2 separate regions of the Homo sapiens genome follow, and region 1 is linked to region 2. The links are chromatin contacts, found by Hi-C in ENCODE. All regions are on one chromosome and are shown on one strand. Each heading gives the region's core, a stretch centred on a gene start or an enhancer-like site at or near the end of the contact. The rest is flanking DNA. Distances are from core to core; before and after follow the strand shown.

Evidence for each region. Hi-C counts contacts between places; a loop is a spot of excess contacts on that map.
Region 1: a loop to region 2 is called in a map with no recorded cell type, with 4 times the contacts of the local background. The contact joins the promoter of POU6F2-AS2 here to the promoter of POU6F2 in region 2. A Hi-C loop is called at or near these places in 1 of 168 maps with a recorded cell type or tissue (heart right ventricle) and 1 of 37 single-sample maps with no recorded cell type.

What each region holds. Positions count from the first base shown.
Region 1 is chr7:39,011,348-39,018,853 of GRCh38, forward strand. It overlaps POU6F2-AS2 (POU6F2 antisense RNA 2), which reads right to left and starts at 2,220. Exons shown (of 7, transcript NR_138047.1): 1 at 2,066-2,220. All of the region lies in intron 1 of POU6F2 (POU class 6 homeobox 2), which reads left to right. RefSeq lists a silencer at 6,089-6,289.
Region 2 is chr7:38,972,811-38,979,891 of GRCh38, forward strand. It overlaps POU6F2 (POU class 6 homeobox 2), which reads left to right and starts at 5,099. Exons shown (of 10, transcript NM_001370959.1): 1 at 5,099-5,248. The coding sequence starts at 5,144.

The DNA.
Region 1 (7,506 bases), core at 970-3,469, 36 kb after region 2:
CTGCCTTTTTTTGTTTTCCATTTGCTTGGTAGATCTTCTTCCATCCTTTTATTTTGAGCCTATGTGTGTCTCTGCACGTGAGATGGGTTTCCTGAATACAGCACACTGATGGGTCTTGACTCTTTATCCAATTTGCCAGTCTGTGTCTTTTAATTGGAGCATTTAGTCCATTTACATTTAAAGTTAATATTGTTATGTGTGAATTTGATCCTGTCATTATGATGTTAGCTGGTGATTTTGCTCATTAGTTGATGCAGTTTCTTCCTAGTCTCGATGGTCTTTACATTTTGGCATGATTTTGCAGCGGCTGGTACCGGTTGTTCCTTTCCATGTTTAGTGCTTCCTTCAGGAGCTCTTGTAGGGCAGGCCTGGTGGTGACAAAATCTCTCAGCATTTGCTTGTCTGTAAAGTATTTTATTTCTCCTTCACTTATGAAGCTTAGTTTGGCTGGATATGAAATTCTGGGTTGAAAATTCTTTTCTTTAAGAATGTTGAATATTGGCCCCCACTCTCTTCTGGCTTGTAGGGTTTCTGCCGAGAGATCCGCTGTTCGTCTGATGGGCTTCCCTTTGAGGGTAACCCGACCTTTCTCTCTGGCTGCCCTTAACATTTTTTCCTTCATTTCAACTTTGGTGAAACTGACAATTATGTGTCTTGGAGTTGCTCTTCTCGAGGAGTATCTTTGTGGTGTTCTCTGTATTCCCTGAATCTGAACGTTGGCCTGCCTTGCTAGATTGGGGAAGTTCTCCTGGATAATATCCTGCAGAGTGTTTTCCAACTTGGTTCCATTCTCCCCATCACTTTCAGGTACACCAATCAGACGTAGATTTGGTCTTTTCACATAGTCCCATATTTCTTGGAGTCTTTGCTCATTTCTTTTTATTCTTTTTTCTCTAGACTTCTCTTCTCGCTTCATTTCATTCATTTCATCTTCCATTGCTGATACCCTTTCTTCCAGTTGATCACATCGGCTCCTGAGTCTTCTGCATTCTTCACGTAGTTCTCGAGCCTTGGTTTTCAGCTCCATCAGCTCCTTTAAGCACTTCTCTGTATTGGTTATTCTAGTTATACATTCTTCTAAATTTTTTTCAAAGTTTTCAACTTCTTTGCCTTTGGTTTGAATGTCCTCCCGTAGCTCAGAGTAATTTGATCGTCTGAAGCCTTCTTCTCTCAGCTCATCAAAGTCATTCTCCATCCAGCTTTGTTCCGTTGCTGGTGAGGAACTGTGTTCCTTTAGAGGAGGAGAGGCGCTCTGCATTTTAGAGTTTCCAGTTTTTCTGTTCTGTTTTTTTCCCCATCTTTGTGGTTTTATCTACTTTTGGTCTTTGATGATGATGATGTACAGATGGGTTTTTGGTGTGGATGTCCTTTCTGTTTGTTAGTTTTCCTTCTAACAGACAGGACCCTCAGCTGCAGGTCTGTTGGAATACCCTGCCGTGTGAGGTGTCAGTGTGCCCCTGCTGGGGGGTGCCTCCCAGTTAGGCTGCTCAGGGGTCAGGGGTCAGGGACCCACTTGAGGAGGCAGTCTGCCGGTTCTCAGATCTCCAGCTGCGTGCTGGGAGAACCACTGCTCTCTTCAAAGCTGTCAGACAGGGACATTTAAGTCTGCAGAGGTTACTACTGCTGTCTTTTTGTTTGTCTGTGCCCTGCCCCCAGAGGTGGAGCCTACAGAGGCAGGCAGGCCTCCTTGAGCTGTGGTGGGCTCCACCCAGTTCGAGCTTCCCGGCTGCTTTGTTTACCTAATCAAGCCTGGGCAATGGCGGGCGCCCCTCCCCCAGCCTCGCTGCCGCCTTGCAGTTTGATCTCAGACTGCTGTGCTAGCAATCAGGGAGACTCTGTGGGCGTAGGACCCTCCGAGCCAGGTGCGGGATATAATCTTGTGGTGCCACGTTTTTTAAGCCAGTCCGAAAAGCGCAATATTCGGGTGGGAGTGACCCGATTTTCCAGGTGCGTCTGTCACCCCTTTCTTTGACTCGGAAAGGGAACTCCCTGACCCCTTGCGCTTCCCAAGTGAGGCAATGCCTCGCCCTGCTTCGGCTCGCGCACGGTGCGCGCACCCACTGACCTGCGCCCACTGTCTGGAACTCCCTAGTGAGAAGAACCCGGTACCTCAGATGGAAATGCAGAAATCACCCGTCTTCTGCGTCGCTCACGCTGGGAGCTGTGGACTGGAGCTGTTCCTATGCGGCCATCTTGGCTCCTCCCTAGATAGGTACTTTTTAAAAATGGGGTGACTATTCAGAATGTCTTGTTCTGTAGAGTTTTAGACTTTTAGAATGCTGGAGATAATATAATCAATTGATTCCGGCATGATAATGATATTTTGCAGTGTTCCATAGCATAAAGAAGGCAGCATTTATGTTAAACATGGTCCCTTCCTTTCTATTAACGGCATTTGTCTATAAACACCAAGGGAGTGGAGCTGCTGTAAGTCAATGAGTGGAGGAAATAGTTGTAATATGTCATCTTTCCAACATCATTTCATTCATTTTAAAAATGAACTCCTTGGGTGTGCTGTAGAAACACTATTTTACTTTAAATATACTAGCAAGAGCCCTATTCGTAAAGAATTTATGCACTTAATTTATGTACTCAGCTTGTCAGGTTACTTTGTTTCCAGATTTTTTCCCTTCAGAGGAATGAGAGAGTCCTCATGAGTTGCAAAAAGAAAAACCATAGGCTTATAATAAGCTTTTACTGGCTCATGTGTGAAGCTTAGCCTACTATAGATTTTCCAGAAAATCAAATATGGATGTGGCGGAAATATCTTTTCTGGCTAGGAGAAGCGACTCATTATGAAACAATGAACTGTACATCTCTTGGGAGTGTCTTTGAGTAGTTACTTAAAAGCCAATGTTTAGCAGCAGAACCTTCAGAGAGGCATAACCCAATGCTGGCAGTGTAGGAAAGCAGCTTTAAATGAACATTTCCCACAGGAGATTGTTTCAGACAGGGTGTGGAAATGGCAGGTGAATGAAGGTCTCTTCCAGCTAACTGGAAAAGCATGTTTTCAGGAGAGCAGATGCTATAACTATAAAAATGAAGGTGAACATACTGAAAAAGAAGGGGATAAAATTAATTTTACAGAAATGATAACATGTTAGATGTTGTTTAGCAATTTTTAATGTTAAATCTTTCTCCTACGCCTTGGGTAATACAAAGACAACATTGTTGAGTTAGTTTTAAGAACGTCTATGTGCAAGGCAAGTCTTAATTCACCTGATAAATCCTTGTGAAATATGTGTGGAATCTTATGGATTCAGAAAAAGCTGAATTTTTTTTCATTCTTTGTCAATTTATCTTTTTTCTTTTGTCACCTCCACATGTTGCTATAGCTTAGACAGCTTAGACCTGGAAAGAAAATTGCAAGATTTTTTTTTTCCTGTTTTCTCCCCACCAGACTTCCTCCTAATGTCAAAGGTCCTGCAGATCATTCTCTCACAAATGCTGGAGAGCTCTTTTTCACAGTTGACTATACAAATACATCCTTGGTGTAATAAATGATGGCGCCTCCTACTTCTTAGTTTCCTTTTGGCAAAAGTGGAACCGTTTCCATGAAGCTGTGCCTTCCTTCTTGCTACTGCTGTTGACTCCTCTATTAGTTGGAGACAAGAGCCTTTGGGCAGAAGGATGGTACACCATAAATGATCGTCTTCCTCCTCGTGGTCTCCATTCAGATGACCACTGAGAATATTTATCATCTTGCTTATGGATTTAAAAAAATTATGTCAGTAACTCTGTTAGAATATTCTGTTTTGTTCGGGAGCAGAATTTTAAAAATATATCAATGCCTAACAATTTCTTATTCTTAGAATTTATTTCCTCTTTTAAAAAAAGATGGCTATTAATGGTATGTGTAGGTCTGATTTTATGTATATATTATATATCTGTATTATATATATCTATATTATATCTAGAGATATGGTATCTATTATATAGAGATATATCTATAAATATCTATATATAATAATAGATATAATATATATTATAATATATAATAATAGATATATATTATATAATATATTATGTATAATATATAATAGATATATATTATATGTAAATTAGATATAATATCTATTATATATAATATATAATCTAATATATATTATTATATATAGATATATTATATCTATGTTTTATATAGATATATTATATATTATTATATATATAATATATCTATGTTTTATATAGATATATCTATGTTTTATATAGATCTACATTATAGATATATCTATGTTTTATATAGATATATCTATGTTTTATATAGATCTACATTATAGATATATCTATGTTATATATAGATATATATTATATATAGATATATTATATCTATGTTATATATCTATATATTATATATATCTATGTTATATAGAGATATATAACATATAGATATATATTATATATTATATATAGATATATTATATATATTATATATGGTATATTATATATAGATATATATTATATAGGTATATATTATATATAGATATATAATATATTATATATAGATATATATAATATATTATATATAGATATATATTATATATTATATATAGATATATATTATATATTATATATAGATATATATAATATATAGATATATATTATATATTGTATATTGATATATATTATATATAGATATATATAATATATAGATATATATTATATATTATATATATTATATATAGATATATATTATATATTATATATATTATATATAATATATAGATATATATTATATCTATATTATACATTATATATCTATATTATATATTATATCTATATTATACATTATATCTATATTATATATAGATATAATATTATGTATAGATACATTATATCTATATTATATATAGATGTATATAAGATTACCTATATATAATGCAATATATACTGATTATCTATATAGAAAATACAGTATATACTATATAATAACAACTATTTATTGAATTTCCACTGTGAGCCAAGTAGGGTTCTAGTAATTTGGGATATGATATAGTAATTCCAATTCATTGGTTTAATATGTATTTATTAAGTACAGCATCCATGTGTTTGATCACTAAACTAGGACATGGGACAGAAAGGAAGACACAGTTTCTGCTCCAAAAAGCTCATAGTCCCATTAGAGAGAAAAAACAAGATGGTAAAATAAAAGCTGTAAAATCATATAAGCACTGGAGCATTTTAAAAGGTTAAAAACAATATAGCTCCCCCCCCGCTTACAGTTCAGTAGAAAAGACTCTAGCTAACCAAAGTCAAATATTTATATTTACATAAATATGAAACAGTAGTAAGTGTTACCATGGGGAGATGAATGGTATGAAAGCTCATCACACGAGACTTTGACCCTATCAGGGAAATCATCAGTGAGTATATCAGGGAGGTGAGATTGAAGGAGGAGCTGGAGTTGTGTAGGTCAAGACGGCGTTAAGCGTGCTCTCTGCAGATGGAACAGCGCATGCATAGTCCCTGCAGCTGAAAGGAATGTGGCACGTCCAGTTTAAGGGACTTGAAGAAGGCCGACAGCCACTGTGGCAGAGCACAGAGAGCAAGAGGAGTGTAAATGTGGCAGTAAGCCAGACTGTGGAGACCTTGCCGAAAATTTGGTTTGATCCAAGGAGCTCTAGGGAACCCGTGAATGTCATAAATGCCTTTGGGAGGGGAAGGCTGGAGGTGTTGCCCTCAGATGCTCCTGTATGTATAAGGTTTTACAACTTCTATTTTATCATGTTGTTTTTTCTCCCTTATGTAACTATGAGTTCCTTGGGGCAAGAACTGTGTCCTCTTCCCTATCCCATGGCCTAGCTTAGTGCCTAATAGGTGGATGCTGTACTCAATAAATACATATTATGTCAATGATTTTATATCATTTACTTATTCTTCTTGACTTTTCTTTAGCTATTAGTAAATACAGTTTTACCTAACAATGAGCAAAATATGTGCACTGGGCTGCGTGTGAACATGTTATGTAGATTTGTTAGTGATTTATGTAATCTATCTGGGATCTGTTTACTTTGTACTGCTAAATCTAATTCTACTGCTAAATCACCATCTTTAGTCGCTGTTATTGTTATGTGTATTATCACAATATTCTTCTAACTGTTCTCCTTTGTTTGCCCATGACCTATTGTCAACCCAGCAGCCGTCTTATGATAACCTAAAGCAGATTACTGTATCCCTGGCTGGAAAGCATCAGGAGGTCCCCATATCACCCAGAGTAGGAGTCACTCCGTAGAGCTGCTTCTAAGTGAACTTCCCCACCTCTCTGCCTCTCCTACCTCATCTACTACAAGCCCCCTTATCCACCCTGGGGTAGCCATACCGGGCGTTCCTGCAGTTCCTCAAACATTCCAAGCATGCTGTCATCTCAGAGGCTTTGAATTTTGTTTTCTAACCCAATTATTTGCATGACTCCTTTATATAAAACATTCCAAAATGTTTATTAAGCTCATTCCCAGATTGTGCATGCGTGTGTGTGTGTGTGTGTGTGTGTGTGTGATTTGAGTGGATTTTTTTCAGAATTATCCTATTAGTTTTCTTAATTTATTGATTCTTCTGCATTTTCATCATATTATCTCCAAATAATGTTAATTTGTATTCTTTTCCTATTAGTTATACCTCATTTCTTTTTCCGGCCTTGCTGTATTGGCTAACATCCTCAAGTCAAATGTAGCAAACTTACGGTGATAGCAGGTATCTTTGTTTTCTTCCTAGCCTATTGAAAAGTCCTTGGGATTTGTGTTAAATATAGAATTTGTCTGAACTCTTTTAGTTGCAAATGACAGAAAGCCAGATCGATCAATGGTAATGGCTCACAGAAATCTAGGGATAGAACTGTCTGCAGGCAGAGGTGATTTTTGATGTTCAAAACTTCTATCAGGGCCATGTCTCTCTGTCTCCATCTCTCACCATTATTTTCCTTTGTATACAATCATTCTCAGAAATGCTCTCTCCATGAAGTAGGAAGTAGGGAATGATTCTGATTGGTTTGCAGAGCATACAAGCCCACCCTCTAGTTACTGTGTCAGGTGTGAAGATTGGTTGTGCCGGAAGCCATGACCTGAACTTATTTGGTGACAAAACCTCACCTGAACTGACATGAAGTAAACCATTTACATTTTTTTTTTTTGGTGCAGAAATATTAATCAGCTTAATAGTCTAGAATGTGCTGGGAGTGTTAGTTAATATGTAATCTAAGTACTGCATTATCATTGTAAAATTTATAAAATTCTGAGTTCTCATTTATGTCTTGCTCCAGTGGAATCACATAGGGGATTGTGAGCCTGTATAATTAAATTTTCCATATGTATCTGTAAATTGAATCTAAAAATTTTAAAAATCCAATGTTTCCAATAATCACTATAAAACAAAATAGAATAACTCATAGGTTAAGACATATAACCTTGTATCATGAAAACAGTGCCACTAAAAGTAGAAATACAACGAGTAAAAGTTGAAAGTGGGAGGAATGGAGCAGAGCATTTTTCACTTTACATATTTTAATATAGT
Region 2 (7,081 bases), core at 3,849-6,348:
TTTAAAAACGTTTGTCTTTAAAATGGTGGAACTAGGTCTATGTGTTGTGAATCTATCAATATAAGGAATAAAAGGACAGTGGTATTTAGCTTTTTCAGGCATGTGAAGCTATAACCATGAAATAGAAAAAGTCCTCTAGTGTACTGTGGCTGTAAGGAAACAGAATGTGTGTCTCCACCATTGTGGAGAATTTTCATGAGAAGTTACGTGTTAACATTTGGGCTCAGACACAAAAACTACCCAAAGTACAGTAAAACCCAGGAGCATTTCAATGCCTTTTTCCAAGCATATTCAAGCAGAAGAAATATATTCTAGAAGACCTAGAAATGCATAACTATAGCCAAAACATTTCATGAAGAGGGCAAATGGAAATTAAGGAACTGGCTCCATGTGTTGGCTTTTTCTATTTTTATCCTGGGTAAAGTCCCCTGGCAGAAAGGATGACGAAGTTGGAGGTCTGATAATGCATTAGTATATTCACAGGTCTTCCTTGCCCAGAGTCAACAGGCTCTTGAACTTCTCAGCTGCTCATTTTAAAGGCAATATCTTGTCACTGTTTCTCAGGGGAAAACCAGTGCTCCCAAATTATGTTGTAGAAGAAAACTGTAAATCATAGGTCATCACGACTAACGGTGCCTTGGCTCAGCCAAGTCAAGCCCCTCTCAACTCTGTAGTCCCTGGGCTTGATGTGTGAGGTTTCCTCCCTTCTCCCCTTCTCTTTTAAAAATAATCAATCTGTTTTGGGTATTTTTCCTGTCCTCAACTTCCCTAGAAATATGAAAATAACAACAAAAGATCCCAGGTTATAGATCAGTTACACTGGTCAATGTCCTGTGGAATTAAGAGACCCCTAATGTTGCTTAAGGAAACTGATGGTGATTAAAAAGACCATTCCAGAGAAATGCTCTACAAAACTTGAAAGTAGACAAAAATGTAGTGTTGTGGGGGTAAAAATAGAAAAAGCAATGGATCATTCCAGAGGCTGATGGCAGCATATGAAATTCTAGGAAAAACTGACTTTGAAAAGAAGGGCAGAAGCAAAGCCAACTGAAGAAGGGAAAGGGCAGTCAATGAGGAGTCTTGATTAGGGTATGTTGATTCTTGTCCCCCCGTCATCTGATTCCCATGTCAGCCTCAAAAATCACGTGATGACACAGCTATGTGGTGAGTCATGCTGTAGAGAGTGCTCTGCCATGATGCTTAATGTAGGAAGAAGACTGGAGTCTAGTAAACTAGGGGTGGGAGATTTAAAATGAAAAATAAAACGAGTCAGAGGAATGGTAAGTTAGTCTTTTAAAAACCAGGAAAGGTATGTACGCAAAAGCAAGAAGTAACAGAGAAATGAAAAAAAAAAAAGAGTAAAACCGTAAACAAAAAAGCAAACAACTACAACAAAAAGAACAGGTCTCAACAGAGAGAAAGGCATGTCATATCGATTTGTATTACATCTACATGTTATGATAGCATAAGTAGAAATATACTAAGTCTAGTAAGAGTGTCTTGATGACTTTTTGAACCATCTGTTCACTTTTTTTTTTTTTTTGCTTTTGGTCCTTGGATTAAAGAAGCCTCCAGGTATGTTAGCTCTTCTCATCCCTAAACATTGCAAAACATTCATCAAAACAAAGGAAGATGGAGATGACCAACTTCTGCACTTTATCTTGATTCCCAGTCCTCCATTTATCTATCAGTGTCCTCTGTGGTTTAAGAAATCAAGGACATCGCTATCCTGAGAAGCTAGGGACTGGGATTTTGGGCAATGGTGGGACCTCTTTTGGTTTGACTTACGGTGACCTTTTGCCATCACTGCTGCCTTGCCTACAAGAGTATCTTGGAAAAGGACATATCTAGCTGCTTCGCGATCAAGGAGTGGGCTTTAGAGGGCCAGAAAATGCACAATATTATGGAAATTTGATGGGAGGTAAGAAAACAGAGAGATGATGGTAATGGTGAATATTTCACTCAAGGAGTCTCCTTTCCTAAAATGCTACTGTGGGAATGGGAATCAATATTAGTTGGCATACCCCCATTCTCTCCCATTTGTTTTCCATTAATCAAACCTTAGAAGTGTCTGCCACCCACATTGATGGAGAAACAGATGGTTTGCTCATGCTGTTTCCCTTGCCCTGAACAGGAGCTGCCCTCTGTTTATATCACAACCCAAATCTTTTCACCATCTGCATAGAGGCTTCCTCCCTTCCCCAGGAGAATTAATCTTTCCTGCCCTCCATAGACCTCCCATATGGGAAAATAACTAACACTTGCTGGGCACTTACACAGTATAGCTCAATAAGCTTTCACAAAACATTATCTCCCCAAATCCTTACACTACCCTTGAGGGATTATTATCACTGGTATAAGACACAAAATCCATGACTCAGAGAAATGGCACTTTCTCAAGGCCACACTCTCTGAGAGGTCAGGGAGGGAGTCCATCCCAACCCGAGCCCATGCATTATGGTGCCTAAAGTGTCAGCATGTTCCACCAGCTAGCATCAAACAATTCCCCCAGATAAATCTTTTAACCATTTGGTTTATTTTTATTATGTTTCTAAAGCAATCTGTGCTGTTTTGCGCTAACACCAATACAGTACTTGGCACCTAGTACAGGTTCCATAAATATGTGCGGAAGAGTGGGTGCTTCATGTGTGATAGTCACTATTGTGAATGTTACTTGACTCTGTGGTTTCATATGAAGGGGCTCCAGTTTTGGATTCAGAGCAGGTTCAAATCATATTCCTATTAATCATGAGTTGTTACCTTTTTTTTTTTTTTGAGCCTAATCTGCAAAATGGGAATAACCATCTCTGCCTCACTGAGTTGTTATTTCACATGTAACATACTGTGAAGTGTCTGACACAGTGCCTGGCTCAGCCTCCCATCAACGCTGGCTAGTAATAATTATAATTCATACAGGCCAGATGGTCATGTAAACAACTGGAATATAAGCAAAGAGTGTTGTCCCTACGCCAATCGGAACCACCATAATTTGTGGGACAGAGCTTCAAAGGAGGTCTTCGGCCTCATACTGCAGCTTGGCCAGCCTCTCCCACCCACCTCCACCCACACCCCCAGCCCCCAGCCCCATAGGAAGGCGCTTAAGAAGCTTAGATCCCAGGGGAAGTTGAGCCTCCGATCGGGTGGCAGCGCGTGGGGAACCCAGGCTGCACTACAGAGGACGCAGGACGCCAAAACCACCCCGGGGCTCACGCCATCCGCGCACCGGCTCTGCTGCCTAAGTCCGAGGACGCAGGCGGAGGGCGCGGGGCTCCCGGGCGCCCAGGAGGGCGGTGCCGCCGGGGTGCGCTCCAGGCTTGGCTGCAAACCCCCCAAGAATTAGAAAGCGGGGGCGGCTGCTCAGCGGCTGCTGCGGCCTGGGACTGCAGCTCGCCCCTCCTCCGCAACTTCCCACTGGTCCCGTCACCTGGCTTTCTGTCTAGTGTCCGCCCAGGCGGGGTCCCAAGAAGGCGATGCCAGGAGCAGTCGCGCCCCCTGCCCTCTGTGAGCCCGCAGGTTTCGGGCAAGTTTGGCTCAGTCCTTGTCGATGCTCCAGGCTCGGCTTCCCTGGCCTCCCCTTCCCTGGCCAAAGGAGATGATGGGAAGCCTGAGGTTCTGATCTGGGATAACTGCAGAAACCCCCGGGTAGGACTTCAGCGCAGACGGGACATTTAATGATGTTGAGAAGGGCCTTTCCTCAGTTAGCCCTCAGCTCCCAGGAGGGCTACCCAGTTGGTGCACGGTCTCATTTTATTTGGGGATGCTGATTTAACTGTGTGTGTGTCTGTGTCTGTGTGTGTGTGTTTGTGTGTGTGTGCGCGCGCGCTTCGGTCCTTCATTCTTTGCTCCTAAAGATTTCTTTAACAATGTTGAAAATTGTTTTGTTTTTTTTTTCTTACTTGAAGTTCCTTTTGATTAATTTTCAAGCCGTGGGTATTATGCAATAATATACATAATAGTATATATTCTGTATTAAATATTTCTCATTGCTACCCGACCTGTCATCAGTTTAGAGCCTTGAAAAAAATCTCCATTTTAATATTAACACAAGGTTTTCCCATAAATTTGTTTTGAAAAGTTAGGGAGAGTATACTAACTAATGAACTTCAGTTAAAAAGTAGGCAAATGAAAAAAAAAAAGAAAAAAAGTAGGCAAATGCGAATGTTCTTCACTGCCACAAAGCCACCAAGTTAACGGATGGTGTTTATGGGTTTGGGTTTTTGGAGAGCAACTTTACAATACCTGTAGGATTGTCTTGAAAGTCAGGTTCCGATCTTTAGCCTAAGAAGGTTAAAAAGTTGGTAAGTTATATTCTTTTCACCCTTAACAATAACTGACCCATAATGCATTAGCAATCTGTCCCTAGATTGTGAGGAATCAGATAGTTAAAATTAAATTTAGAAAGTTAAAATACTTGTCATCACATTAAAAACACATTACATCAGTTTAGATGAGCTGCAAGTAAATCATCCCTTACCTTTCAGAAGATAAAAAGTTTAGTGACTGCTATTTACACACTTTGAATATTTTATATTACAGTGGTCATCATCATTTACACGGATTATTTTCTATGTCCACTTCCAATTCACAAATATCAGGGTGTTTGTTATGTAGCAGTTCACATTTCAAGCTTCTCTGAAAAGGTGTCCTTATATAAAACAACAGAGATAACTGCATATTATCAAAAGGTCATTTAGAGATTTTAAAAATAAAATCATTAGGGACCCCTTAAGAAAAGTAGAGCAATGAACTGTAATTTTAAAAATGTATATAATAGCACAAAAATCAAAGTCTTAATGGACACTCATTTGAGATAGTTCATTTTGTTTTTGTTTTGTTTTAAACATAGATTTCTAGAGCATTAAAAACAATCCTCATAGGTTTGTTAAACCTTTAGCGGAAGATTACAGCCCATGTTTTTGTCTTTGGTGAATAGCTGTTTGTCTCACTTTATTTACTTGGTATTGGATATTTGTCAATGTCATTTCATATCTACAGAAAATTCTTACGCTCTGTGGAGGTAGTGAATGTGTGTGTGCGTGTCTGCCGGAGGTCACATGACGGTTTCATTCTATTTGGTGGAGCAGCTTGACTTTTTTTCCCCTTGCTTTTGGTGATGGTTGTGAGTGCAGAAGTTGATTGACAGATGCATGCCAGAAACCCCCATTCTCCTTTTCAAAGACAACATATGATGGATTGCTATCTCTCAGCGCAGCAGGACACGGGGACCATGCAAGCTGTAATTGGTCAGGTATGGAGTCAGCCATTTCTCAACTCCCCTTTTTTCCACAAGGGTCTCACCATATGATTCACATAATTCATATTTACAGTACCATCTTTCTATCTGTATCTTCAGCTACCTGCCAGTGTAGTGCTGAAAGTGCGAAAGGCAAAAGGCACCCATTAAATCTGACCAGGGAAACCTCAGCTTAAAACTTCAATGCGATCCTTTTAAACAAAAACTAAAACAACAACAAAAACACTGGAGAATAAATCTAATTTATAATTTGGTCTGAATGTTTCTTAAAAATCTATTTTAGAAATTTGCTTTCTTTTTGGATTTTGATCTCTGAAAGAAAGTGCGAGAAGAGAATCAAGTGTGGTTTCCTAGGTAGTAGTTAATATTTTTCTAATGCTGTTCAATATTTTTATTTTGACTGTGCTCTCTCCTTCTCTCTTTCTCTCCCTCTCTCCCTTTCTCCATATGGGAAATATAAATATATAAATACATGTGCCTTGACTTCTAACCCAGATAATGTGTGATTGAGCCCGGTAAATGTAGTAGTAGTCTTGGCTGCTGCAGAAGGGCAGGCTGCAAATTAAACACTGTCACAATCTTGAAAGGTCCAGGTGGTCTGCTCGCGCTTCCTAATGCAATCCAGCACAGCAGCTTTAATAAACAGCTCCATTTAGTGCCTCCTCCTTGTATCTAGGGAGGTGAGCTGGTCTGGGGCTGCTGTGATGAAATGCCAGAAGAATATCTCTCAGAGGCCTCACAAGCTGATTTTTAGAGCTTTCCCGCTCTGTCGTCTTTGTCTTCCAAATGGGTCAGTGAATCTTGCTCTTTCTGTTTGGTGCTTTCCGTGAAGTCAGTAGTTTATGTTTGTGTTAAAATGTTTGCGTTGTAAGCTAAATCAGAAAACGAAAAGGATCATTGTATTTTCATTTGCCTTCAGATAACTAAAGTGGTGGAAGGAAGGATAGTACCCTCCTGCAAAGGGAGGGTGATTTTTCTGACTATGATGGGGGTGGGGTAAGGAAAAAGGAAATATACATGGTTTCTTTTCTTTTTTGTAATGTATTTTTGACTAAATTTTTCTAAGTTATCTATGTTTACTTATGGATTGTTAACTCATAAACCAGACTATGGTCACGAATATTTATAAACTCCTAAAAGTTTTTTTTTTTGTACACTTTCCAATCAAGACAAGCTGGCAAGGCAATGACATAAAATTTGTTTGCTTTATGTTAATAGCATGGTGGAAAATATATCATCTTATTCTGTTTTCAACAAAATTATAGAAAAGCACTTCAGGGTTCTGAAAGCACATGGTTTATTAATACCAGCATGCTTGCTTCATAATGTATTTTTAGATGGAAAATGTCAAATACATAATACCATGTTTTCACAGGCTCACACTATTTTAAAAGAAGTAGATATTTGCTTCGACAGAGAAATATTTTTTAAAACTTTCAAGTTAATTTTTGTTCTATAAGCATATATAAAGTGAAGTCTCTAGGCAGGAGAAAATATATAAACTGATTTTATATACTCTTAATACCTGTTTCAATGTAAGTACTCACTGACGAGCAAATATATCAAATATAGCTAAAATAATTGTGGTGTAGGGAATGAAATAAATATCTGTTACAATAGATGACTTTTGCATATTGAAATAAAACTTGAGCCCCTGATCACTGTCTTGTCCTGTTTAATAAAACTTTTCTTAGGTTGCAGGTCCTGTCTTCTGTATGGCATAGTTATGGTTCTTAATACCGTGCAGAATTACTGTACTTCAATCTCTAATAAGAATAGGATTTCCTTTTTCTATATATTTCTGGTGAAAAAATCAGGAAAGTCACT